Linked DNA regions of Homo sapiens: all the other regions are linked to region 1. The links are chromatin contacts, found by Hi-C in ENCODE. All regions are on one chromosome and are shown on one strand. Each heading gives the region's core, a stretch centred on a gene start or an enhancer-like site at or near the end of the contact. The rest is flanking DNA. Distances are from core to core; before and after follow the strand shown.

The links. A loop is a pair of places that touch in the nucleus more often than their neighbours do. Pooled maps may share reads with other maps.
Region 2: a loop to region 1 is called in a pooled map, with 7 times the contacts of the local background. The contact joins the promoter of BIVM here to the promoter of EFNB2 in region 1. A Hi-C loop is called at or near these places in 4 of 50 pooled maps.
Region 3: a loop to region 1 is called in a pooled map, with 5 times the contacts of the local background. The contact joins the enhancer-like site here to the promoter of EFNB2 in region 1. A Hi-C loop is called at or near these places in 2 of 50 pooled maps.
Region 4: a pooled map shows a loop between it and region 1 (5-fold over the local background). The contact joins the enhancer-like site here to the promoter of EFNB2 in region 1. A Hi-C loop is called at or near these places in 2 of 50 pooled maps.
Region 5: a pooled map shows a loop between it and region 1 (5-fold over the local background). The contact joins the enhancer-like site here to the promoter of EFNB2 in region 1. A Hi-C loop is called at or near these places in 3 of 37 single-sample maps with no recorded cell type and 4 of 50 pooled maps.

The regions. Positions count from the first base shown.
Region 1 is chr13:106,533,531-106,538,950 of GRCh38, reverse strand. It overlaps EFNB2 (ephrin B2), which reads left to right and starts at 3,289. Exons shown (of 5, transcript NM_004093.4): 1 at 3,289-4,108. The coding sequence starts at 3,987. RefSeq lists an enhancer at 2,192-2,261 and a silencer at 2,842-3,501.
Region 2 is chr13:102,796,686-102,802,105 of GRCh38, reverse strand. It overlaps BIVM (basic, immunoglobulin-like variable motif containing), which reads right to left and starts at 2,987. Exons shown (of 11, transcript NM_017693.4): 1 at 2,585-2,987. POGLUT2 (protein O-glucosyltransferase 2) reads left to right here and starts at 3,130. Exons shown (of 10, transcript NM_024089.3): 1 at 3,130-3,617; 2 at 5,097-5,302. The coding sequence starts at 3,436. RefSeq lists silencers at 1,361-1,790, 1,821-1,870, 2,431-2,700 and an enhancer at 2,761-2,980.
Region 3 is chr13:103,003,827-103,009,246 of GRCh38, reverse strand. No RefSeq gene overlaps it. Among named protein-coding and RNA genes, the nearest start is that of SLC10A2, 60 kb to the left of the region's middle. Within about 2 kb of position 2,151, at least 3 of the 41 ENCODE cell types and tissues checked have a DNase peak (open chromatin) inside an H3K27ac peak, as active enhancers do.
Region 4 is chr13:103,029,288-103,034,707 of GRCh38, reverse strand. No RefSeq gene overlaps it. Among named protein-coding and RNA genes, the nearest start is that of SLC10A2, 34 kb to the left of the region's middle. Within about 2 kb of position 3,152, at least 4 of the 41 ENCODE cell types and tissues checked have a DNase peak (open chromatin) inside an H3K27ac peak, as active enhancers do.
Region 5 is chr13:103,270,826-103,276,245 of GRCh38, reverse strand. No RefSeq gene overlaps it. Among named protein-coding and RNA genes, the nearest start is that of LINC01309, 150 kb to the left of the region's middle. Within about 2 kb of position 3,330, at least 2 of the 41 ENCODE cell types and tissues checked have a DNase peak (open chromatin) inside an H3K27ac peak, as active enhancers do.

The DNA.
Region 1 (5,420 bases), core at 2,040-4,539:
CAAATTTATTTTTCTGTAATGTTATTTAGATAACCTTTTGTTTTTGTAGAAGTTCTGTTACATATATCTTTTGAAATATGTCCTAGAAATGATGGAATACTATATAAGGAATATATAAGAAACAACCATAAGTTCTAAAGCCCAAAACATGCCTAGGAATTCAAAGGGGTAGGAACATAATTACTTGCATTTTTTTTGTTGGAGGTGGGGAATTGCACTTTTTTAAAGCTGCGATTATCTATTTGTCATCTCATTTTACATTTATTCAGCTTTGTGTTAACTTTTATAACTATGGTATCCTTTGAAATTCCCAAATCCTTATTTATTTGACTTATCAGAACTTTTTTTTTTTTTTTTTTTTTTGAGACTGAGTCTCACTCTGCCGCCCAGGCTGGAGTGCAGTGGCGTGAACTCGGCTTCACTGCAAGCTCCGCCACCTGGGTTCACGCCATTCTCCTGTCTCAGCCTCCCGAGTAGCTGGGACTACAGGCGCCCGACACACGCCCGGATAATTTTTTATATTTTTAGTAGAGACTGGGTTTCACCGTGTTAGTGAGGATGGTCTCAATCTCCTTACCTCGTGACCCGCCCACCTCGGCCTCCCAAAGTGATGGGATTACAGGCGTGAGCCACTGCGCCCGGCCTTCAAAACTTAAGTCTAGAACACAGTGAAGTAACTTCCTCTGCTGAAATAAAATCTCATTTGATGAGGGTTTAAATACATCTGCTAAAAGTATAGATTTCTCGAAATACATTGATCATGATTCAAAGTGTGGTAAAGAAAAAAATTAACCAAGTTTTCCCAATAATTGTAAAATGAAGTCCAAATACCAAGAGATACGACACTGATGTGATTGGTTCTTGGTTTGGCATGCTTTGGAAATTCTACTTTGCCTTGTGCATGCCAGTATGACCTACTTTTTTGCTGGCATGTTATACAATAGTAGATACAAATGGCTTTGAGGTGATGCTTTTAATTACCAAAATTACCATTAAATAGTAGAATGTTGACATCTTCGAAGTGAGTACTGCTGATGCTTTTCACATTGTCTACATTGAATCTCTGTTGACTGAAACTAAGCTGTATATTCTCTCACACTATAGATGTTTTGTGTGTGTGTAGGATTCCTTTTCAGTCAAATACGCACTTTGTTTTGAAAAGGAAGCGATTTTAAAGTGTATATTTACATTTGTCCCAAGGTAAAACGCTTTGGATGTGAGACTTTCTGATTTACTGAAAATGTTATTTTTGGAAGCTGGCTTATTTTCAGACAATGCAAATTTCCTGTATTTCCTCTAGTTTACTTGGAGAGGAGGATGTAGTGAGCTAAGAGGTCACAATTTAAATTTCACAATATAAGTTTGTCAAAAGGTACTGAGTACCCAGTGTTCTTTTAAAAGATCATTAAGCTAACTTTATATTCAATTTCAATGAGTTCCTTAAATGGTATTTTAGCATACTAAAAACTAGCCCTTTCTCACCCTTGTCAAGGTAGGAGTCATAGTGCCTGCTGCTTCCTGGGTTGTTGGTGCTTCCTGGGAATCCGCTGTTCAAATCGTCATACCGTGGTGGAGCCTTTTTAAAATAAATTTTATATATATATGTGTGTGTGTGCATATATATATGTGTATATATATACGTATATATGTGTGTGTATATATATACGTACATATGTGTATATATGTATAAATATGTGTATATGTGTGTATACGTATATGTGTGTATATATATATTTAGTTTGAAGGCTTATTTAAAATGAAAATAAATTATGAAACTTTTCTGCTCTCAAAGATCTGTTTGGAAGAGTAAGTGTATTCAGTACTTTGTATGCCTTAATGTGTTTTCTATCTTAAACTAGTCTTCACAAGCTTTTACCACTCCAACTGAGATGTATACGTTAAGTTAGACTAATGTTTCAAAAACGGATACTTAAAAGCAACGTACCATAAAAATCTTCAGAAATTGTTACAAAGAAGAGTGAAAGAAAACAAGGTGTTTTACCATATGCATTTTTAAATTTAGCGTAGTGGATACTTTGTTTTAAAAATACATAATTTGTAGAATTACTGCCCAGTTTGTGTTTGAAACATAAATCCTGGGGTGGACGGCATTAAATTGAAAAAAAACGTGGGCATACAGTATATTTTAATTTTTCATACTGAATCGTACATTTGCACTGTGCCTTATTTCTACCGTGTTCTTCCTACTGTTGGACATATAAAAAGATTTTCCTTGGAACTGTGACTTGATTAGATGCTGCAGTATGCTGGATCCGGGTCGGTGGACCGCAGAGCGCTCGAGATGCGGAGAAGCAAAGCTGGCCGCTAGTGGGCGCTGTGGCTCCGTGGAAGTCACGGACGAGCGTCAGCACCGGCGCTCGACCGGGAAAGTAGCGAGGAGTTCCTGCCAGCTCTGCTCTGGGGTCTTGCAGACGCCGAGTGAGAAGCACATGCCTTGACTTTTCCATCTCACACCCTCTAAATCTCTGGTCACTTTGGGAAGCGCGCGTGTCTCCTAGAGGCTAGTGAGACGGTCCCCGCGTCGTGCCTGTGCCGGCGACACGCGGGGAAAGCTCCAGGGGCGCCACCTTCCCGGGGGGCCAGGAGGGAAGGGAGACGCCCGCAGAGAAGGCGGGAGGCGACGATGCTCAGGCCCTGATTAGAGCTGCAAATTCCGGCGCCGCGTCGCAGGAATCGTCTTGCAATTCCCGGCCCCACTGACTGAAACTGAGCCGTAGGCGATTGGTACCAAAATCAAGTGAGAAGCCCTCGCCGAGAGGCGTCGGGAGAAGCGCGCAGAAGCCGGGAGCTCTAAGGGTGCGCGCGGAGTGCAAGTCTTGCACGCGGGGCAGCGCCGCATCTGCGGAGAAGGGACGCCGAGCGGAGCCTGCTGCCTTCCGCACTGCTCGAGGGAAAGCCGCGCCCTCTGATTCCGCCGAGGGGGAAGGCGCCCCCGGGCGCGGAGACAGGTGGCCCGCTACTCGGCCGTCGCTGTTTCCACGTCTGCACCGCGCCCAGAAGGCCTCTCGCCGCCCCGGGGGCGCCCTGTGCACGCGCTGAGCGCTTCTCCTGCCCGGCTTCTGCTCCGCTCCCGCCGCCCGCGGGAGCCAGGGGCGGGGCTCACCTGTCAGCCCGAGCCCCGCCTCGCGGCACCCAATGTCGGGAGGGGATGGCGGACGGACGGACCGGCCGTCCAACCAGCGCGCGGCCGCGGAGCCGCGGGCCAATGGGCTTCGCGCGGCGGGGCGGGGCCCCGCGTTTATAGCGCTCTGACAGCGCGGCGGCCGCGCTGACTCTCCTCGGCGGGGACCGCGGCGCCGGCCGGAGCGAGGAGCTGCGCACGCAGCGGGTCCCGGCGCCCTCCCCGCACACAAAGGCCCGCGCGCGTCCGGAGCCCGCGGCGGGGACCGAGCTCCCTCTTTCCTGCCCTGGGGGCCGGGAGCCGCGCGGACTGAGAAGGCTCCTGCGCGCCCGGAGGCGCCCTACTCCGCTCCGTGCTCCGGGACATGGAACCGCGCCGACGCGGCGCCCGCGCGCTCGGGCCGCTGCCCGCTGCACTGGATCTATAGTCACAGGCGGCCCCGCTCGGGGCGCAGCGCCCGCCGCCCGCGCCGGTCGTCTCCGCTCCGGGTCTTTGTGTCCCAGCCCGCACCCGCCCCGCGCCCACCCGCCAGCCGCGGCCGGCCCGGCACCCTGGAGCCGCACGGGAGTCGGCCGTCCGAGCTGCGTCCGGCGCGGCGCCCCGGAACCCCGAGTCCGCCGCGCCGCCGCGCCCCGCGCGTGCGCTCCCGCCCCGCGCCCTGAGGGCCCCGGAGAGCGAGCGCACCTGGCCCGGCGACCGCTGGAGCTGCGCAGCGCGCCTCGGAGCTGCCTGCGGGCGCACGCCGTCTTCCCCGCCAGTCTGCCCCGGAGGATTGGGGGTCCCAGCCTGCGTCCCGTCAGTCCCTTCTTGGCCCGGAGTGCGCGGAGCTGGGAGTGGCTTCGCCATGGCTGTGAGAAGGGACTCCGTGTGGAAGTACTGCTGGGGTGTTTTGATGGTTTTATGCAGAACTGCGATTTCCAAATCGATAGTTTTAGAGCCTATCTATTGGAATTCCTCGAACTCCAAGTAAGTGGCGTCCGCGATCCCCCTATGTCCCCGCCCCGGGGTCCGCCGCGCCGTCCGGGCGGGAGGAGGGGTCAGTCCGCGGGGCCTCGGAGCCTGTTTCTGGAACCTCGGTTCCCCGTCCCCCACCCCCAACCCCCGCCCCATTTCACTAGGTGGAGACTCCTCGCTCGGCTTTCCAACCCGAGCCCCGCTGGAACGGACGGTCTCTCCGCCTTTCCTCCCCCGAACGCTCCCAGGCGCTAAAAGCTACTATCGGCTCGGGTGTCAAGTCCGGGAAGGTGTCCGATGGCGATACCTGACCCTCTCCTGTTTTCGAGGACGAAGGACATGGCCACAATCTAGGCTGGCCGGCACGCGGGGACTGGTGGGCTCTGGAGAGAGGCGGAGATGCTGCATTCGCGGGGAGCGCGGGCGGCGTGGTCCGGGGCCCGCGGGCGGGCGACCGGGGTGGCAGGACGCTGGCAGCGAAGCGCGTTCTGGAGAGGGGAGCCTGGAGTCGCTACGCTGCCCGCAGAGCCCTGGAGCCGGGGCGCCTTGGCACCGCGCCGCCAGCCCGAGGGTGCGCGGGGAGCTCGCCTGCTTCGCAGGAGAACTCGGGCGTCGAGCCCTTTCCTCCGCGCCGGGGAGACGGGCCTTAGGCTTCTCCCTGAGGGCCCGCCGCACCTCGGCCTCCCGCTTCGTTCATAAGCCGGTAGCCCCGGAGTATGCGGTCTCGATGGCCGACCTGATTGTAATGCACTTCCTATAAAAGCTTAGGGCCCTGCCCAGTCGACACTGCTCCTGAAGCCTTCTCCCTCGGGACCCTGGTAGGAATGGGATCCTTAGGATCAGATTTGCTCTTACCGGACTCTACAGCCGGGAGCGAGCCAGGCCTTGTGGAGAGTAACTTTCAGTTTGGGCCACCAGAGTGCATTCAGAATTTAGAAAATCCCATCCATCCCTAAATCTGTGTGGTCATAACTCGTAGTCATCTGGGTATTCAGTACTGTGTATCCCCTTATTTCGAATCACAGCCAAAACATATTTTACAGAATCTTGGAATTGTAGTCTCGGGAAACTTGGAGAAGAAGTATGCAGACATTAGCTGGTTTCTGGAGAAAACGTTTGAGATCAGAAGCAAAATCAATGGCCTAATTGAAGTTGAGCAAGTTGGGCCTGGTTTTAGGAGAAAAGAAATGGGGGATTGATTTAGAAATCACGTCTTAAAGGAGTGTGTCCATTCTCTTAAAAGTGTCAAATTTCAAATTCACTAACATGTTAACCAAGAATCCCTTCATGAAAAGGGCGAAAACGTCGGTTACAAATCGGTTTA
Region 2 (5,420 bases), core at 1,738-4,237, 3.7 Mb after region 1:
ATTAGAAAATAAAGTTTGCTACATATATATGATCACAGAACTCCTCTGCCTGAAAGCCTCTGCTCTTAGAACAAAAGGCCAACTCCTGATGGTCCCTAGATCTATCTGGTTAGCTCCATCTCATTCCTTTCCCCCACCCCCCAAGCTCCACATTACTTTTTGGTTCTCCCAATACTGTCTCCCTTACTTAGCTCATTCCCATTCATCTTTCCAATGTCAGCTCAAATGTCACTTTCTGGGGGAAACCTTCTTGGCTTCTCAAACTAGGCCAGGTGACCCGGTACAGACTCTAGTACCTTCCTCACACAGGTCTTACCAGGTGGCAATTTTACACTTACTTCTGTGCATATCTGTTCATATGATCAACGTCTGCATCCTGCAAGTCTGGTTTTCCAGATTATTGTATCCCCAGGGCCTAGGATTTGTAGACGTCTCATTCAACAGATAATTTTTAAGTGTTTGCATCATGCCAGGCATTACTGTAGGCCCTCATTTTGATTGATTGCGGTTCCCTCTTCCAGGCAAGTGAGGTGTTGCTATATTAAGATTTACTAAGCCGGCGTGGTGGCTCACACCTGTAATCCCAGCACTTTGGGAGGCTGAGGCGGGTGGATCATCTGAGGTCAGGAGTTTGAGGCCAGCCTGGCCAACATGGTGAGACCCGTTTCTACTAAAAAAAAATAAAAAATAAAAAAATACAAAATTAGCCGTGCATGGTGGCGCATGCGTGTAGGCCCAGCTACTCAGGAGGCAAGGCTGGAGAATCGCTGAACACCAGAGGTGGAGGTTACAGTTGCACCATTGCACTCCAGCCTGGGCGATCAGAGCAAAACTCCGTCTCAAAAAAAAAAAAAAAAAAATTTACTACTAAGAATGACTGCAGGACCTCAGGCTCAACTAATAGCTTACTCATAAAATCATGTCATAAGCAATAGAAATATGGTTTGCTCGTATGCAAAGCAAAAATTTATAAAATGGCAAGTTTAAAAAGCACCGCCAGAGTCATGATTGTTCAAAGTCACTGAACGAAGTGTTCTGTAAAATAAACGTCCATTTGTAAAGCCAATCTTCATCGCCTAGGTTGTAGTCTTTTCAGGTTATATTTTGTCTGTATTCTCAAGTATCAAGTTTATGAGAGAACCAAACATCTCTAAAAACCTCTTCAGTAAAGCCTTTTCGTATAACAAAATACCCTGATCGATATCCTGTATAGAAGGCAACTGAGGAGCAGGGGCATTCCGGTGACCTCGTAAGGGTCGAATATGCGCGGGAGGGCGAAACCAGAGGCGCATAGCCCCCGGCCGAGCTAATGCCACCCTTCCCACCCGGTGTCCTCCCGCGCCCTCCAGGCCCCTTCCTCCCCTTCAGACCTGCGGGTCCCCAGAGCCGAGGCGCCAGCCTGTCAAAAGATACCGGGAGTCCTCCGCGCCTGGCGCCAGCCTCCAGCCCGCGCCCCTGGGGAGGCCGGGAGCGTTTCCACCACCGTCCTCTGACAAGCTCGCCGCTCGGCCGGGCTCCGAGGCCGCCGGGACGGAGTAGACAGTCGCGCAGGCCAAGCCCCGCCGCGCAGAACCAGTGCGCGCGGAGGCGACGCGGGCAGAGAGGAAGGAGCGCGGCTGCGCTCCCTGCCCGTGGCCAACCCAGCCCGCGCCTCCGCGCGTGTCGCGGGCACCCCGAGTCCCCAGCCCGCAGAGCCCAAGGGCCGCCGAGGCCTCCTCGCCCCTACTCCCTCCTCTACCTTCCCTCACCGGCCGGAAGACGAGGCTCTCCGCCAGGGGGAGCGCGCCGAGGCCCGGGGGTGACCGCCTCGAACATGCTTGCCCCGGGCCCCGGGGACGCTGTTGGTGTTAAAGGGGGCCCACGGGCAATTGCTGCATCCGGGCTAAGAGCTGGGGCTCCGATTCGACTGTTTGAGTAAACGAGTCGGTATCATTAATAATGACAATTGCACAAAAGAAAATAGGAAAGAAACCCCCTTTCCTGGCGCCGAACCAGGCCCGCCTTGGCTCGGAGCCACCGGCTCTTCTGGGTTTTCGGGGCAGCTGGCAAGAGGGAGGCAGGCAGAGGAGGCGGCTCCGGGTCCGACTGCCAAGCTGACCAGGGCGGTGAGCCCGTGACTCCTGGCGGCGGCCCAGACCCGGGTGCTGGCGTGCAGGGGAAGGCGACGGCCGCTGCGCGCTGGTTCCCGGACCCTGCCCAGCGTGGCGTGGAGACCGACGGCCGCACAGGGGTCACCGGTATCCACATGGACACCTCCTAATCGAGCTTTGTTCACCAGAGGGCTAGGCCCTTCTTTCCCTGGCGCTTCTCTTCCCCCCGCGACACAGCTCTTCCCCCTACTCCTTCCCGGGAGAGCGCGCACCCATGCAGTGGCCTCCATCTGGACGCCACGGGGCTCGGAGAGGCGATGACCCCTGGCAGCCCAGGCCGGTATCGAATTAAGTAAAAATTTTGAATGCCCAGGTGGCTGCGCGTAGAGCGGCAGCAGGCCGGGCTGGCGGCGCCCAGGTGCCCAGCGGAGGGCCAGGCGCTCAGAGCGCACAGCCGGCCGCCACCTCGGCCCCTGCCCCCCGCCCCGGGGTACCTCTGGCCTGTCGGGTGGGGTCGGGTCGCTGCGGCCGCGGCGGAACCCGGCTCCGGACCTGGATCACAGCATCCAGCGCGCGGCCGGCGAGGCGCCTCCTGTTACCCTGGGGCCGGCGTCCCTCGTCCCATCGGAGCGAGCGAGGATGCTGCGGTGCCCGGCGACAGGTCGTCGGATAGCATTGACAGCACCTTCCTTTCAAGGTGCTTTATGCCTGCCCTCTCCACGTGCGGAGGGCAGGGTGACCAACGCAAAAACCTGAGCTGCGCCTCCAGACCCGTGCGCCCCTTTGATGGGCATCTGTGGTGTTTATCTGTCCCCCGAAAGCGGTGACCGAGAAGTAAATAAATGGGCGAGAGGTGGTAAAATCCTGGCAGTATTTCCGCTCGTCCTGTCGCGAACTACATATCCCAGGGAGCCCGGGGCGCCGGGACGCGTGTCCACCCCGCCATCCACTTGGAGAAGGCGTTACTGAGCCTGGCCCGACGCACGGGCCAATCCCCTCGCCCTACACCTTGGCTGGAACCTGAGACGGATTCGCTCCCAAATGATGCTCCAGTGGCAGGAGCAACTCAAGTTCATCATTGTCCTGAGAGAGAGGAGCAGCGCGGTTCTCGGCCGGGACAGCAGAACGCCAGGGGACCCTCACCTGGGCGCGCCGGGGCACGGGCTTTGATTGTCCTGGGGTCGCGGAGACCCGCGCGCCTGCCCTGCACGCCGGGCGGCAACCTTTGCAGTCGCGTTGGCTGCTGCGATCGGCCGGCGGGTCCCTGCCGAAGGCTCGGCTGCTTCTGTCCACCTCTTACACTTCTTCATTTATCGGTGGATCATTTCGAGAGTCCGTCTTGTAAATGTTTGGCACTTTGCTACTTTATTGCTTCTTTCTGGCGACAGTTCCAGCACTCGCCGAGACCGGCGGAGAAAGGCAGCTGAGCCCGGAGAAGAGCGAAATATGGGGACCCGGGCTAAAAGCAGACGTCGTCCTTCCCGCCCGCTATTTCTATATTCAGGCAGTGGATACATCAGGGAATAAGTAAGTCGAGAAACGGCTCCTTACCTATTTTGGATGGCGGTTAAATCTGTTTCTCCCTTTAAGATTTTTCTTTCCAAGAACTCGTTTCTCCACAGCAGTTTATATTCCAGGATATTTGGTTACCCATTTTTCTCTGTAGCTGTAGAAATTGTTCCGAATTATAATATATGCAATATAATGTATTGTATATAACATATAAAATAATCTCCTAGCAATTTTGATTCAGATTCCCACATTATCAGGGCAAGACAAAGTCCCTCCACTTTGCTGGAAATACTGTTTCTAACTACTTTTCGCATAAGCTATTATAAGGGATTTAAACCTAGTTGTTAGAGACTTGATGGGCTTCATCTTTCTCTGGTGCGGCCCTCAATTTTCAAGGAGACATCTGCAGGTAAGCATGTTTTGAAACTGAAAAAGAAAAATGAAGTACTATTTGAAACTTCAGAGTTCGGAAGGAAAGTATCGAAGTATTAATCTCCTATATGATTGTAACAAATATTTTGTTCCAATGAATTTAATACTTTAACATCATACTTAAAACTTATTTTTATAATTCCTATACTTCTGAAATGATTGTCTCTATTATTGGTGGATGCTGACTGTGTGTATTTCATACAGAAAAAAATACTGGAATAAAAGGTTGTCAAGTAAAAGGCAGGTTGTAAATTTTGTTATTTGGCAAAAGATGATACACTACCTACTACTTTGCTTTTGCCCATGGCTGAGCGTGAGTTTTTTTTTTTTAAGACAGGGTTTCACTTCCTAGCCTAGTCTGGAGTGCAGTGGTGCAATCACAGCTCACTGTACCCTCAACCTCCCAGGCTGAAGCTATCCTCCCACCTCAGCCTCCCTAGTAGTTGGGACTACAGGCGTGTGCCACCTCGCCTGGCTATTTGTTTTTTATTATTATTATTATTATTTGTAGAGACAGGATCTCACCTTGTTGCCCAGGCTGATCTCGAACTCCTGGCCTCAAGCAGTCTTCCCTCCTTGGCCTCCCAAGATGTTGAGATAGTAGGCATGGGCCACAGTGCCAGGCCTGAGCGTGATTTATAATACTGATATTGTAAAGATTCATTGGCAGAGATTTTTCAAAATAAGATCATTATCTTTGGGAGCATCATTTGATCACAAATATCCAGATGTGATAGCATGAAATAAGTTAGTAAGAATATTTTTCCATATGGAATGCATGAGTATGTTCTGTGCTTATATAGATTAATAGTCTTAACATACTCCATTGTGACTGTTTAATGAAACTGTTTCATGTTATCTTGGCCATTGTCATCCTCATTTTTTTAAATCTCTGATCCATCATATTCATTCTGGTACTAAAAGCATAAGAGAAGAAGAAGCAATCATATGTTAGAGGAAGAATGTGGAGGAGAATAATCAAGTTTCCAGACTGAAGAGCATAACCTTTGTGTGTTTGTTCGTTAAAATCTGTTTATCTCCCCCATTGCCTTTTCATCACAGATTCACATCTTCTCCAGGCGAAAAGGTCTTCCAGGTGAAAGTCTCAGCACCAGAGGAGCAATTCACTAGAGTTGGAGTCCAGGTTTTAGACCGAAAAGATGGGTCCTTCATAGTAAGATACAGAATGTATGCAAGCTACAAAAATCTGAAGGTGGAAATTAAATTCCAAGGGCAACATGTGGCCAAATCCCCATATATTTTAAAAGGTAATTTGGAATATAATTTTATAACAGCAGTATTTGAATAAAATAATATATGTTATTCCATCAACAAAAACAACTTGGCATGATATATATATATATATATATATTTTTTTTTTTTTTT
Region 3 (5,420 bases), core at 902-3,401, 3.5 Mb after region 1:
CTAATGTTATCCTGCTTTCTTGGTTGTGATACTGTAATCATACATTAAAGCCTGTGACAAGTCACTGAATTCTTAATATATCTCAGAAGTTGAGAAAAACTAGTTATTATGAAGACTCTGTCATTAACAACATCCTTAACATCCTTAATGTTATGAGACATCCTTAATGAATGAGACAATGAATGAGGAAAGTCATAATCTGAGTAAAATACCCCGTACTATTTATACCACGTTAGTTGTTACAACTCCCTCTCCTCCTGTTCTATTTTAACCTATAAGTCTCATTATCAATTAAACCACTTAATGGATAACTTAGCATATTGTGACTTGCTATAACTTAGTGTTTTGTAAAGCCATTTACTGTCCTTTGCTCTTCTATGACATTGCTGATGGCATTTCATCAAAATAGTTCTTCTAGCAAACCTAAAAAGTATAGCCAAATCACTTTTTAAGAATGTTATATTTAAGATTATAATTTTTGAAATGACAGAATTTGTTACTTAAAGAGAAGAAAGAAAAGAAAAGGTATATTTTCTTTCTTTACAGCTGTTTTGGGGTGACATCGACAAGAACCACTTTTAAATGACTGCTGTGGAGTCATGTGGTCCATCCTTCATTTCTTCCACAATCGCTTGAGTGCTTGCTCTGTGTAAGACACCATGACAGATGGCTCCTTAGCTCCTGCTTTCAAATATTTTATAACCTACTCAGGAGACAGACAGACAGGCAGTAAAATATATCATGGTTGGTACCACGGCGAGATTAACAAGTGTAATGGAGGCATAAAAGAAGATACCTCAGTCCACTCCAGGAGGTTAAAATGCAATTAATAGAAGTCAAGCTTGAGATAACATTGAAGGATGAGTAGTTTTCTATTCTCATTAGCAGGGAAAAAGCACGTTGAAGAGAATGGTATGTGCAAATGGACAAAAGTGTAGATATGGAGAAATGCTCGTGTGTTTAGGGACTACAAGGACTTAAGTGCTGAAGGAGAGAAAAGTACAAGTGGCCAAAGATGAAGAGAGACACAGGGGCAGGGCCAGATGATGAAGATCCTTGTTTTCCTTGCAGAGGAATTTGGACTTGATTCTGTAGGCTAAGGAATTGGAAACCGAGGTGGATTGTTACCATATTTGCTTGTGAGGAACTGAGAGACAAGCCTAACAAAAATTGCCCCTAAATTATCAGAGCATGCAGACATAGTTTTTCTCCACAGAGATGCCTGGTAACCATAACTTCAATAGCCATATTGTCAGCACAGTCACCTTAACTAAAAACACTGGGCCAAACAACCTGAGGAAAAATCTATCCCAATATTACTCTAATATTATTAGCACTGGACATCTGTAGGGTATATAAAAGAATAAAGGAAATATTTTTGTTTGAGCAATTATGAAATAATCGAAGTTTCTGGGATACGCATTGCATATAGATGTGGCTTCTCTTTCTAGTGTGCCAGTTTTGCCTAAAATTGGGTAACAAAAGTAAGCATGTAGATATTTTTCAAAATGGATGAGGTATTTTAAGTTTTTTTTTAAATGTGACTTCTCAACATGGCATTTTAACCTGCTATTCAAACTTTTCTTCCAAATATTCACCCTTCACCCACTCGAAACAAAGTCATTCTTCTGTACAGTTATGAGTACGCCAATGGAAAGGTCTGACAATCAGTGCCCCATAAATTATGTGTGGAGAAGGATAATCCCCTTAGGAGGAAACATGGTCCAGGGGCACATACATATTTTGTAATTTGCTATAATTCAACGTTAGACTGTATATAAGTTAACACCAAACGTTTAAAGGCAGAAATGGTAGCACACTGGATTTTCTCCTCTACTGCACAGCCTCTTTCAACAGTCCTGTGTATTTCACAAGGTTATTTTAAGGATTAAATGAGGAAATGAAAGTACTTTGTAAACTGTAAAGTCCTAACCTGATGTAATGTTTCATTAACTAATGAATTTACAAATGACTAGGACAAGGTGCCTTTTGAACGAATGTTTTCGTTCTTCCATTAATTAGAAAAGGTCTAGTGTGGTCTACCAAGCAAAAGCAAGGGCTGTGGCATTCCCTGATGCCATGGCACAGATGTACACAATTCCAATAGTCTACATCAGACAGTAGCAATCAGGCTGCGTGTACAGACCCATCTGGTTCTCATATCGTCTGAACGAGGTGCTGAAGTGGAGGATTTTTACTTCACTGAATCTGAACAAATCCTCTTGAGCTTTCGCCAGATGATTAAAGATGGTGCAAATTGTCCTCAGCCTGGTCCCCATTCTTTGATGTCCTCTGTCAGCAAACCATAAGGCATCACCTAAGACAAAAGCTCACGTGGGGCATGTCGGAACAGTAAACCCAGAGTTCGCGAGTGATTTTTCTCAATTGCCACTGGTCCATTCAACTGAGTTTTACTTGAGACATTCGGAGGTGAACCAAACATAAACCAGACCTACCCAGTTTGTAATGTTCTCAGCTGTGTGTTTGTGGGAAATATATTTCTTGGAGGCTTGCCACTTCTTTGTTGAATGCCATGGCTGGAGTTTCTGCTTAATAGTGGTGGTGGGAAGGGGGCTGCTGGTGACAGAAATGCTAAGGCCAAACAGAGAAGCCTAGCTAAGAAAAACAAACTTTCTCTCAAGGAGACGCAAAATTAACTCCATGTGTTAAAAGAGGAAAGTTATTATTTAGCTGGGCGTCTTATGTCAAATGCAAAATATTTGATTTTAACCTCCTTCTAAGACCATGGCATGTTCTTATTAATAGATGGTACTATGGGAGTAGAAAAGATTTTTAAAAAAGTGGTGATAAATGATGCTTGAAGTAGGAGACACACTGACATTTTTTAAAGGATTAATCTCAGTTTTTGGGTATCTAGTTTTTTTTTTACCAGGGTTATCCAAACTGAATCCAGGGATGTAAAAATATATTCTTACACTGACCCTGAAATCTATCGGATCACCATAGTACATGTGCCACAACCTAGCACACATGGGGGAAAAAAATGAAACTTTCCTTATTTATTTTATTTTTAGTATAATTTCCAATAAAAGATGAATCCCAGCCAGTAGCTGAGGGGGCCAATGTGGTTCTTATAAGTACAAAATATGGTTGGGGCATCTAATGATGTTGAAAACGTTCCTTGTATTTTAGTTATACTGCGTCAAGATTGAGGTCATGAAATCCAATTGTTGGAAACAATATATCCTGCAATTTAACTAAATTGAAGATGATGCCAACCATCTGGGGATTTGTCCAAACTGAGCTCTTGCCTTGGAATGACACGCACATATGAGCAGTTCTGGGACTTGGTTTCACACAATGGTTTCTTGACATTATTTTGGACATATGAACTAAATTGGGGATCTTTCTTAATTCATATATCTTATTTGTACTGGTTTTCAAATATATCTTTTGTCTGGTCTTGATCAAGATGAATATTTGTGGTCATACTATGACTGCCTTAAAACCCTGTTCTCGTGTTAAGTGTACACAGCTAGTATGATATCAATATTCAACTGAGGTTTTCACACGGCTGATAGGTTGAGATTAAACTTCTCAAGAAGTGAGTGTTGGTGTTTATGTTTGGTCTAAACAAATTGGCAGCCTAAGAGAACATGGAGATTCCTTAATCTGCATGCTCAGTAAGACCATATCTGCCTCAAAGATGCTCTTAATCAGGTTTTACTATTATTATTGTTATTGAACATAGAATGTTTAAGATTTTGAGGACATTCTATTTTACAAAGCAGTGCACACATATTTAATGCTTACAAAAGTTCTGTAAATGGATGTTATCTTCATATTACAGAGAAAAATACTGGAGCTCATGGAGGTGATGTGACTTCTCTAATAATACACAATAAATAACAAAAGTGGGATTAAAACCCAGATTTTCTGATTCCTCTGTCAGGATTTTCCTACCACACCCATCTTTCTCTTTTTATAGAAGCATGTGTCATTTTTCTGCAGGTTACAGAAGTACTGGAATACAGGAATGGACTTTAAAACTGAAATTTCTATGAAGGCCTTTAATTGCATGAGGTTATTGCTGCAAAGCAGTTGCTGGCCCTGGTCTTTCTCATCACTCAGTTCGCTTTTATTTTGGCTGCTTGCCACTGACAAGACCATCTTATCCCTTTCTTATCATTGTCAGAAGGCCCTGGCCTGGGAAGGGCAGACCAGGGGCACAGAGAGAGAAGTGTTGCTATTTGGGGCCCATAGATTTTTACTCCATCACTTATGTTGCTTCCCACACATTTCATCCCATAGGCATTTAATATTATACATTCCTCCCTGGAAAGAAAATAAGTTGATTGATTTGCACACATGCTCATTAATCCAAAACACGAAGTCCAAACTGAACAATAATTTGCCCGCTTATCAAGTTATGATCTGTTAGACTAAAGATCATTGACCAACATGACTCATACAGTAAGAATCCCTTTAGCACATCGTGTCATAAGGAAAGGTGAAGAAAATGATGCTTCCTGTCATTTTATACACTTATCTCTCTAAGAACAGAGATAAATAAAGAGGTATAAGGAGAGCAAGCATCCACTCCCAAATGCTTCACCTACTTCTGCCCCTTCAAGACTTTCTGCAGGTTGGTAACTTCCAAGCACTCTTCAATCAGTATTAGCAGGAGAAGTAAGAATGAATCCCATTGAATCAGAAGCCTTCAGACCCAAGATCTTCTGAGACCAGTTCACAGTGGGCAGAAAAAGCCAAGTAAATGTCCCTCACAGAAGCTCAGACACTCGCAAGACACAGAAATGCTACCAGTCACCTGCATCCTCTTAATATCCAGCAACTGTAGCTCTAGAACTTCTTCTTATGCAGGGAATCTCAGACAATTAAAGAACAGAAACAGACAAATCCATACATGTGTGCTTAGGCAATATTTAAACTTGTTCTTGACACCTGTCTTGAAGTAAACTTTCTCCACGTGGCCACCTATAAATTCTATAGCAGGCTCATGACCCTACAGGAAATTTACACACCTTATAATAGATGCCTTAGAAAATATCAACCACGGTACTAGAGAAATGTTGACCACTATATATTAATAACTGAGTCCTTTGGAAAATATGAAGTCTACTCCATGATCAACTGTTTTGGCTACATTTGATACAATGTTCTTTCTTCAGTGTATATCAGCACTTAGGTCTATTCATATTCTTCACCCCAAGGATTTTGGCAGGCTGTTGAACAAAGTGTCCATTTGATACTTAACAACCCTCTTATCTCAGGTTTGGTAATTCAGTTTTAAACATCTGCACTATTTCCACATTCACTTTATATCTGCCCATAAACCATAATGAGAAAAAAGCCTGGCCTTAGAAATTCACAAATGCACTAAGCTGGAACACAGTAGTTGCTCAATAAATAATTGTTGACTGAAAATAAAATGTGCTTAT
Region 4 (5,420 bases), core at 1,903-4,402, 3.5 Mb after region 1:
AAGACAATAAACAGAGCTAGAAATCAGATATCAAAGAAAGTACCATATAATTTTATTAAGAATGTTTGTTCCTGCAACTCAAAAGTTGAAAATACTCTTATCAGATAAGTTTCAAAGATAAGAAGAATGACTGAAGATAAGAGTTTATTTTTTTACCCTCCAAGGACTTTACTTTTAGTAAACTATTAAAAATAATAAAAGATATAACTCAAATTTTTTCACCTAAGGAAATACCCTACTGTTATGGAAATAATTTCCCAACTTTTACTTCCTCTTTTTTCAGATAATTATTTCAGTATTCATTTGGTTTTGGTGCTTAATGGTAAAATAAGAGTTTTTGAGGAAAGATCCCAGGCAAAAACATTAATATATAAACAGAACCAACCCAAGGCAATTTTGAGAGATGAATCGTGTATCTTCTTTTTCCCCTTCAGTCAGCTTCTCTCTTCCTGCCAGGTGTTCTCTGTTGGTTATTATAAGTTTCTAGTCTTATCTTGTACCACTTCCCCAGAAAACCTATTTTCTAAAAAGGCCAATTCACTCAATATGTTACAGTCACTCCTCATGCACACTCAACTCCATGCTTTTATGTGAACAATTGCAGTGGCCCGGAACATTTTCCTCTTCCCATCCAGATCTCACTCATCTTTCAAGGTCCCACTCAAGCCCCACCTTTTCTGTGTAGCCCTCCCTGATCACATCAATATCTTCTGAAATTATACAGAGCTGCAACATTCATGCAAATGCTATGTCTTCCCTCCTCAAGTAGATTTGCATGTCCTGGTAAATAATAGCATGTTTTACATTACAGAAAACAACTGATTTGGACCAAAACATACATCTCTCTGATAAAAATGACTACCTATTCTTTTAACTCTCTCCTCCACTTTCCTGTGTAGAGTTCTGTAAGTTTTCACATCTTGTTTATTGCCCTGTATTTTGATGAGTGCTTATTTAAACATTTCTTTTCTTTCTTTTTTTGTTTTGTTTTGTTTTGTTTTGTTTTTTTGAGATGGAGTCTCACTCTGTCACCCAGGCTGGAGTGCAGTGGCACAATCTCAGCTCACTGGAACCTCCGCCTCCCTGGTTCAAGCAATTCTCCTGCTTCAGTCCCCCTAGTGGCTGGGATTACAGGCATGCATCAACACGCCTGGCGAGTTTTTTTGTATTTTTAGTAGAGACGAGGTTTCTCCATGTTGACCAAGCTGGTCTCAAACTCCTGACCGCGGGTGATCCGCCCACCTCGGCCTCCCAAAGTGCTGGGATTACAGGCGTGAGCCACGGCGCCTGGCCTGTTTAAACATTTCTTATCTTCCTGACAAGAGTATAATCCTCAAAAGAGCAGGGATTTGTCTTATATTGTATGACTCAACCACCAAGACTAGCACCATCATAGGCAGTCTGCTCTCCATATCAGTGGGTTCCATGTCTGTAGATTCAACCAACCGTGGATTGAAAATATTTGGAAAAAAAAACATTCTACAAAGTTCCAAAAAGCAAAACTTGAATTTGCTCCATGCCAAGTACCACTTTGAATCCACACAAATGAAGTCATGTGTAGGCTTTGTAGTAGGTGTTTTCAGTAATCTAGAGGTGATTTAAAGTATACAGGAGGATATACATAGGTTATTTGCAAATACTACACCATTTTATACAAGGGACTTTAGTATCCTTGGATTTTGGTATCTGTGGAGGGTCCTGGAACCAATCTCCCATAGACACCTCATGAATAGTAGATATACAACTATATATGTAATAAGAGATAATTGGGAACTCAACAGTAGTCTAGAGAGTTGGAAAATCCTGGAATCAAATCATAGCTTTGCCATTTCCTAGCCATAGTGATGTAACCTTGGTTTTGCTATTTACCCTTCACCAGCCTCACTTGCTGCATCTATAAAACGTGGTTGTTCTCTGCTATTGTCAGTATTGTTGATGTGGTTGTGGTGGTGTCAGCAGTCTCCTTTTACTCAATAACTGGAAGAACATCCATGTCTGTGACAAGAGACAATTTTTTATTTAAGAAATCTTTCCGGGCATGGTGGCTCACACCTGTAATCCCAGCACTTTGGGAGGCCAAGGCAGGCGGATCATCTGAGGTCAGCAGTTCGAGACCAGCCTGGCCAACATAGTGAAATCCCATCTCTGCTAACAATACAAAAATTGGCTGGGCGTGCTGGTGCATGCCTGTAATCCCAGCTACTCGTGAGGCTGAGGCAGGAGAATGGCTGGAAACCAGGAGGGAAGCAATGAGCCAAGATCACATCACAGCCAGGCATGGTGGCTCACACCTGTAATCCCAGCACTTTGGGAGGCCAAAGCGGGCAGATCACTTGAGGTCAGGAGTTCAAGACCAGCCTGGCCAACATGGCAAAACGTCATCTCTACTAAAAATACAATTAGCTGGACATGGTGGTGCATGCTTGTAATACCAGCTACTTGGGAGGCTGAGGCAGAAGAATCACTTGAACCTGGGAGGTGGTGGTTGCAATGAGCCTAGATCATGCCACCGCACTCCCATCTGGGTGACGGAGTGAGACTCCATCAAAAAAAAAAAAAAATTTTTTAACTATGTCTTTAAACTCTCTTCAGAAAATTTATTGACACTTATCGTTGTATTTTTCTGAAGTTTTTCTTTCAAACTCCTAAAAAATGTATGGGAAGGCAATAAACACAAAGGAAAGGGAATATTAATAATATATATGTTCACTCTTAAAAATCCAAACAAATGATATCACAAAAGTATTTGCTGTCAAATATCACTTTGTGATCTTTGATGGGTGTTCAACCTCAGTTATGAACCATATGTCAGATGTGGGGATGATTTTATGGTTCATTGCAGCCTTGGTAGAAGTCTTTAACCCCATGACAGTTGCTTCAGTGAGAAAGTTCAAAACTACCTTCAGTCATTTCAAATATGACAACATTGACTTGCTTTTTGCTATTTTGAGTCTATTCTGCAGCATAGAGGTATACCAAAAAGGCATCTGAGCAGACATGTGGCAGTCTTCTGATGTGCTAATATTTGTATGCCTGCATGACTCTGATTCTCACATGCCAAAATAGTTAAAGAAGCAGATGTAGGTTAAAAATTGTCGTTTTTTTTTCTTTCTAAGTCATTGCACACAGCTTTTATGCATCATTTGTTTTCCATTATGCAAACTTTAGTATCTTGTTTACCACCGTTCAGATGGACTATTCCTATTTTGGAAAGTTTCTGAGTTTCTGTGAATTGGTCAAGGGTGAGATTTCAACATATAAGGAGCAGTGATTATTCAGTTAAAGAGGAATTTATGATCAACAATGAGTAGTGCAATAAATGCTCAGGAAAGTGAAGAGTTGAACTTGCTAGGGACCTGTCATTCATCTGAACATTCCTTGCTTATTGAGCAAATATCACATTCCAGGCACTTCACTGGGCACTGAGAGTAGATGAGTTGCTTTTCTTAAGAATACTATATATTGTCCTTCACATTTTTGATCCTTAATTAAGATGATCTAATTAACAACTCAAAGCGGAAAACATTGCCACTCCAGAAGATTGGTCTAAACATAAAGAAAAGAGTGTAAAAATCAGTCTCTCAACTATTGTCTTGTTGACTTCCTAGCCATGGTCTTTAAAGCTTTTCAGTACAGTGCCTCCCTAACATCATTATTTCATTAACCCCATTTTTCACAACATTAAATATATTGTCTTATGTAAAGTCAATTAGGGCAAAGCTTCTAAGCTGTAAGTGCATGCTTCATTTAGCCCTTTTACAACTTTCATTTCTCTATTTTGTTGCCATTCTTCCCATCCTTAGAAAAGGTTCTTTCCACTATATCTCCACTAAATCAAGACTGCTTTTCTCAAACTCAAGCAATAGATTCATTTCTCCCAGGAAATCCTTTTAGCATGGCTCGAGTAATGTTGTCCACTCAAATAAACGACATTCCAATCAATGTCATACAATATCTAGATCATTCTAAAATATAAATGTCCTTGGTAAATATTCATTTATTATGCACCTTGCACAGAGCAGCTATATAATTAATATCTGGTGAATGCATAAAATTCCGTTTAATTTCTCACATCTTTAGATGAAGTCTTTCCAATCTACCATCATTTTCTATCACTGTACATTTTAACACTCCGAACAGGAAAATAAATCAATTACAAAGTTATAAAGACCATTAGCAATATTAAGAAAACTTATGTGAAAAAATGTTGGCAAGATGGTGGAATTGAATTTTCCAGCACTCATGCCTCCCACAGAAACACTGATTTGAACAACTATCCATGCATGAAAATACCTTACAAGAGGCAAGGAAACCAAGTAAGAGATTACAGCACCTGGGTGTGGCACAGAAATGAGAAAAGGCACCTTGAAGAGGGTCAGAAGGACAGTCTCACATTATCCATGTCACCTCTCCCCCATGTCCAGGCAGCACAGGCTGGAGAGGAGATAACTTCTGCTTAGGAGAAGGAAAGGAAGGAGAGCATAGAACTTTGCCTTGAACCCCAATACCCAGCCCACTCCAGTAAAACCCAACACTGAGTAGGTGCAGATGGACACAGACTCTGGCTCAATACCCACAGGCTAAACTTCCAGGCCTACCCAGGCACCAGACTGGATCCCATAGGCCCAAGCTCCAGGCCTGCAATGTATACACAGTCTCTGAACTGCCCCACCACTAAGCCAACCCCAGCCAACCCAGTCTCTAGACCACCCCCAGCACCAGGCTGACCCCCACAGCACCAGGCTTCAGGCATGGCCCAGCACAAGGCTGGCACTCAGAGCCCACGCCATCAAACCAGCACCTGCAGGCCAGGGACCCATCAGTTGAGATACAGGCACCAGATTTTCTCAGCACTAGACCAGCCCCTGTGGCCATAGGCTCCAGGCCAGTAACCGTGGACTGAGCCTATAAGTCTGCACCGGCCACAAATAGGATCTTGCAACCCCAGGTTCCAGGCCAGTCTGATAGACTAGGTGTCACAGGGTTGGGCTCCACAGGCCCAGGTTTCAGGTCCACCCAAGCACCAGGCCAGTTCCTGTAGCCCTAGTCATCCAGCCAGCACCCTTGGACCCATCCTCCAGGCTGACCTCTGCAAGTTTGGACCACAATCCCAAAAGATACAATCCTGAATGCCATAATCCCAAATGCTGAAATATCAACAATCCCTAACATCTAAAATTTTAAACATCAAGCCAGGTGCAGTGGCTCACTCCTGTAATCCCAGCACTTTGGGAGGCCAAGGTGGGTGGATCGCATGAGGTCAAGAGTTCAAGACCAGCCTGGGCAACATAGTGAAACTCCAACTCTACTAAAAGCACAAAAATTAGCCAGTTGTGGTGGCACATGCCTCTAGTCCCAGCCACTCGGGAGACTGAGGCAGGAGAATCGCTTGAACCCAGGAAGCGGAGTGAGCCAAGATC
Region 5 (5,420 bases), core at 2,081-4,580, 3.3 Mb after region 1:
TGCAAGGTATTGTCCTAGTTGCTGCAGATACAGACATAACTTTAAAAAGCAAAATCCCTGTCTTCATAATAGAAAATTTGCTATTTTAATTTCTCAAAACCCAATTGCTCCATTAAAGGTGCACATTTACACAAAAAGAATATGCACTTGGCTCTGTCTTACTTCTCTGCTCCTTCCAGGTATGCTGTCCCGTGTGCCCCTGACTGTCCATTCCCTGCGGTGCAGAGACTGCAGCCTCTTTTGATTTCTCTCAGTGTCAAATACAAAGCCCTGCTCACCACAGCTACTCAAAATCCAGGCATTCAGATATTATCTAATCTCCCTAAATGGCATTTTTGTGACACACAGAGTGAGTGCTGTTGTCTTGCTATTTTATATGCTTGAAACTTGAGTCGGCGTTCTTAAATTGATTGGCCAAGAAAACAAAGTGGTCAAGCTGAGACAAGATCATGAATCTTTGGTTTTCCATTCAAATTACAGAGCTAAAGAAAAAAAGAAATGGAGATTTTCCTTCCAAGCTTACAAAAACTGCTTTAACTAAGTATGATTTTATAAGATCCCAAGCCAATTGAAATATTGTCATTTGTAATAATAAAACCTATATATGATTAGCACTTTGCATTTTTCATTTATTCATTCATTCAACAACAAATACCTCCACACGCCAGACTCCCAAGAAATGAGGCTGCGGTGGTAAGCAAGAGAGATACAATGCCTGCCTTCAGGGACCTGGTCTGTTTTCCTATCTGATTATCTAAGCTCTTTTCAGGAAGTTTGGTAACCTCTGTGATCCCTAGACAGTGTAGCTTCAACTCAAGGCTCTGAAGTTTATTAACTGCAAAACACAAGGTAACATAATAAACTCTTCGAGCTTCCTTATATGCATAATAGTGTTGGAAATATTATCCACCTGATGGGGTGTAGCAGTCAGGGTTCAGCATAAAGAGGTTTATTACAGGAACTGGCTCACACCATTGTGGCAGCAAAGGAAGTCCAAAGTCCTTGAGTGGCAGTCAGGAAGGTGATGAGCAGCTGAACCCCAAGGGCAGGAGCTGAAGCTTGCCATCCACCCACAGGTTCAGTTAAGAAGGAAGACATGGGGGAAGGAGCGCAGTCACAGATCTAGCCATTGTTGAGAATCTTTTAGCTCAAGAAGAAGGCCTACACCCTCTTTTACTAAAGTCCTTTCAACTATTTTCAGGCCTAATAGAATCTCTGTTTTGATTAGCATAAAGTCAGTTGATTAGGGACTTTAATTATAACTGCAAAATCCCTTCACAGTAGGACCTAGACTAGTCTTTGAATAGTGGAGAGAAGATATGTGTGCTACAAAATAGCTGTGCCTCCCTCAACCTTCCAGCTCCAAAGGGAAAGAGGATGTTACTCATGGCCCACCCTAACCAGAACAGGTGAGAAAAGGAATTCTGGGTGACACAGGATCAATAAAACCCTAGTCAAGACGACACATCAAAAACCCATCATATAGGGTTATTGTGAGGATTAAGGAGACCCTGTATGTAAAACATCTGGAGTACACATAGTAACGAATTACCCCTTAGCAGATGACAAAATTGAGCTCAGAGGAAAAAAAAAAAAAAATAGTGCTTCTGTAACAGTTGGTGTGTAGAGTTGAAATGATAATCTGGTTTTCCTCAGTCAGAAACCTTATTTCTTGCCATGGTTTCTGCGCAACTTGTGTTCCTTTTCTAGACTGAGTCAGAACACAGGTGCACACGTTAAAAGAAAAAAAAAATGTGCAACAGCTCTAAGTATAGGCAGGTTTGCAGTGAGATGATCAAACACATCTAAGGTTCCCAGGCAAGTAAGTTAAGGCAGAGAGATCCCTGGCCTAAGACACAGCAGGGGATTATTACACAGGTGAAACCTCAGGTCATCTTACCCTGCAGGCTGTGTGCACCATACTTCTTCCCTAATAGTCCATCTCTATGTGAGCTTCTAGAAACTTGACTCTCATGTAAATCTGTTTGCATTTTTCTCTCTCCTGATCTGCTTTATAAACAGGATTTCACACTGGAAATATTGTATTACTTCCTTTCAGGTGACTATTGTTATTCTACACATTTAAAATTCATAAAATACTTTCAATGATTCAAGGGAAATTTTGCTTGGGTAGGTTAGGGTAATATTTGTGTGGTTAAAAATGAAAAATGAGCACTATTTCTCCACCCACCATTCTTACAGTAAAGTAGATAAAAATAGACATAAAAACTCTTAGAACTTAAATTGTCAACACAAATTAATTCACTTGCTCTGACTTTGGCAGTCAAACAGAAGCAGGAATTCACCTTGACTAGGCTCAGCCTCCTCCCTAGACATTATCCCAGGATGTGGATCTGCTAGAACACTGCTGACACTGGCCAGGCATCTGCTTTGAACTGATCTCATCCTGTCTTCTCCTGGCTCCATAAGCCTTGAGCAACTAAACTTTAAAATATTCACATTCTAGAATGTCAATCAAAATGGTATCCCAAAGGTATAAGCTATCCAGTTTTGCATTTATAAACTTTGAGTCTTTAAAATATATCTGAATCCAATCATCTGCAGGTCACTGGACAAATATTTACAAATATTTATTAGTCTCTTCTTATGTGTCAGAAAGTCTTTTTGATTCTGAGAACAGCACAGACACAGGGTTCCTGCTCTCAGGAGGCTTATACTCCAGTGAAGCTCCATAGACATTCAACTAGTAAACAAATGTTGAACAATTCAAACTGGGGTGACTGCTACTAAGGAAAGGAATAGGATAGGAAAGGAAAGGAATAGGCTGATACAATTAGATAAGTTAGATAAGTTATAACTTAAAACACTGAGGAGACTCGTTATTCAAACAAGCATGATTGTCTATCCTTCCATAAGTAGGTAATTTGTTAGTATTATCAAGAATTCTACATATTTGATGCATTTTGCTCAGAAGTTAAGTCCCTATATAACCATACTTTTTAATTGTTGAAAAATTGTACATATTAACTGTGTACATGTTTTGAAGTATATATGCATTATGAAATAGTTAAATCTAGTTAATTAACAAATGCAATACCTCACAGAATTATTGTTTTTGTGGTGAGAACACTTAACATCCACTCTCTGCCTTTTTAAAATTAACTATACATATTTTTCATTTAATTGTAGTAGGAACACATGAGATCTGTCCTCTTAACAAAATGTTAAGTGTACAGTATTGTAAACTATAGTCATTATTGCCATGCAGATTCTAGGACTTACTCATGTTGAATCACTGAAACTTTGTACACTTTGACTAATACCTATTTCCCCTCCTCCAGCTTCTGGCAATCACCGTACTCTGCTTCTGTGAATTTCACTATTTTAGATTCCTCATATAGGAGGTATCATGAGATATTTATCCTTGTGACTGGTTTATTTAACATCATGTTCTCAAGGTTCATCCGTGTTGTTGGATCTAGCAGGATATCTTTATTTTTTTAAGGCTGAATAATAGTCCATTGTGTGTATGTACTATATTTTCTTCATTCATTCATCTGTTGATGGGCATTTAGGTTGTTTTCTTTCCTTGGCTATTGTGAACAGTACTGTAATAAACAAGGGAGTGTAGATATCTCCTTGAGACCCTGATTTCATTTCCTTTGGAGATATAACCAATAGTGGGATTGCTGGATCATACGGTAGTTCTATTTTTAATTTTTTTTGAGAAACCTTCATACTCTTTTCCGTAATGGCCATACGAATTTACATTCCCACCAACAGTATGCAAAGGTTTCCTTTTCTCCACATCCTCATCAACACTTGTTATCTTTTGTTTTTTGTTTGTTTTCTGCAACATGGTCTGCCCTAGGTTGTCCAGACTGGAGTGCAGTGGTACAATAATGGCTCAGTATAGCCTCAAACTCCTGGGCTCAAGCAATCCTCATTCCTCAGCCTCCTAAGTAGCTGGGACAATAGATGCATGCCACCACTCCCAGTTATTTTTAATTTTTTGTAGAGACAGGGTCTCACTTTTTTACTCAGGCTGGTCCTGAACTCCTGATATTAAGTGATCCTTCTTCCTCAGCCTCCCAAAGTGCTGGGATTACAGGTATGAGCCACCACGCCTGGCCGTATCTTTTGTATTTTTTGATAATAGCCATACTAACAGGTATGAGGTAATATCTCATTGTAGTTTTGGTTTATGGTTTTTTGATAATTAGTTTGGTTTACAGCTCCTGATAATTATAGACATATAAAATGGTCAATGGGTACATCAAAAGATGTTAAGATCAAAAGATGTTCTTCTTTTTAGAAATGTCTATTCAGGTCCTTTGCCCATTTTTAAGTTATTTGTTTTCTTGTTATTGAGTTGAGATTTTTATATACTTTGGATATTAAGTTCTTATCAAATAAGTGGTTTGCAAGTATTTTCTTCCATTCCATATGTTGCCTTTTTACTATGTTAATTTCCTTTGCTGTGCAGAAAATTTTAGTTTGATGTAGTTTCAGTTATCTGTTTTTTATTTTGTTGCCTAAACTTTTCATGTCCTATCTAAAAAAGAATTGCCAAGACCAGTGTTTTCTTAGTTTGTGCCACTATAACAAGATACCTGACACTGGGTAATTATAAGCAACAGGCATTTGTTGATCACACTTCTGGAGGCAGGGAAGTCAAAAATTAAGGCACCAATACATTTGGTGTCTAGAGAGGGCTCCTTTCTGCTTCTAAGGTGGTGCCTTGTTGCTGCATCATCTGGAGGGGAAGAATGCGGTGTCCTCACATGGTAGATGGGACAGAAGGGCAAAAAGGGTGAACATTGTATGAAGCCTCTTATAAGGGCCTTAATCCATTCACAATGGAGGAGCCCTCATGACCTAATCACCTCCTGAAGGCCCTACCTTTTAATACTATTATATTGGAGATAAAATTTTAACATAAATTTTGAAGGAAAAAAAACATTCAAACCAGAGTAGCTGTCCTAAAGCTTTTTCCCGTATGTCTTCTTCTAGGAATTTTACAGTTTCTGGTCTTACATTTAGGTGTTTAATCCATTTTGAATTTTCATATACAAGATAAGGATCCAATTGTATTTTTTGCATATCAATATTTAGTATTCCCAATGCCATTTGTTGAAGACAATATCCTTTTTCCATTATGTATTCTTGACACCTTTGTCTAAAATCTGTTGACTGTATATGCATGGGTTTATTTCTGTATTCTCTATTATGTTTTCGATTATAGTAAATTATTCTCTGTTGTGGTCTATATGTCTGTTTTTGTGCCATTATTATATCATTTTAATTATAGCTTTGTAATATATTTTTGAATCAGGCAGTGAAATGTCTTCACTTCTGTTCTTCTTTCTCAAAATAGTTTTTGCTACTCACTCTTCTTGCAGTTTATCTATTTTAGGATTCTTTTTCCATTTCTGTAAAAAAATGCCATTGAGATATTG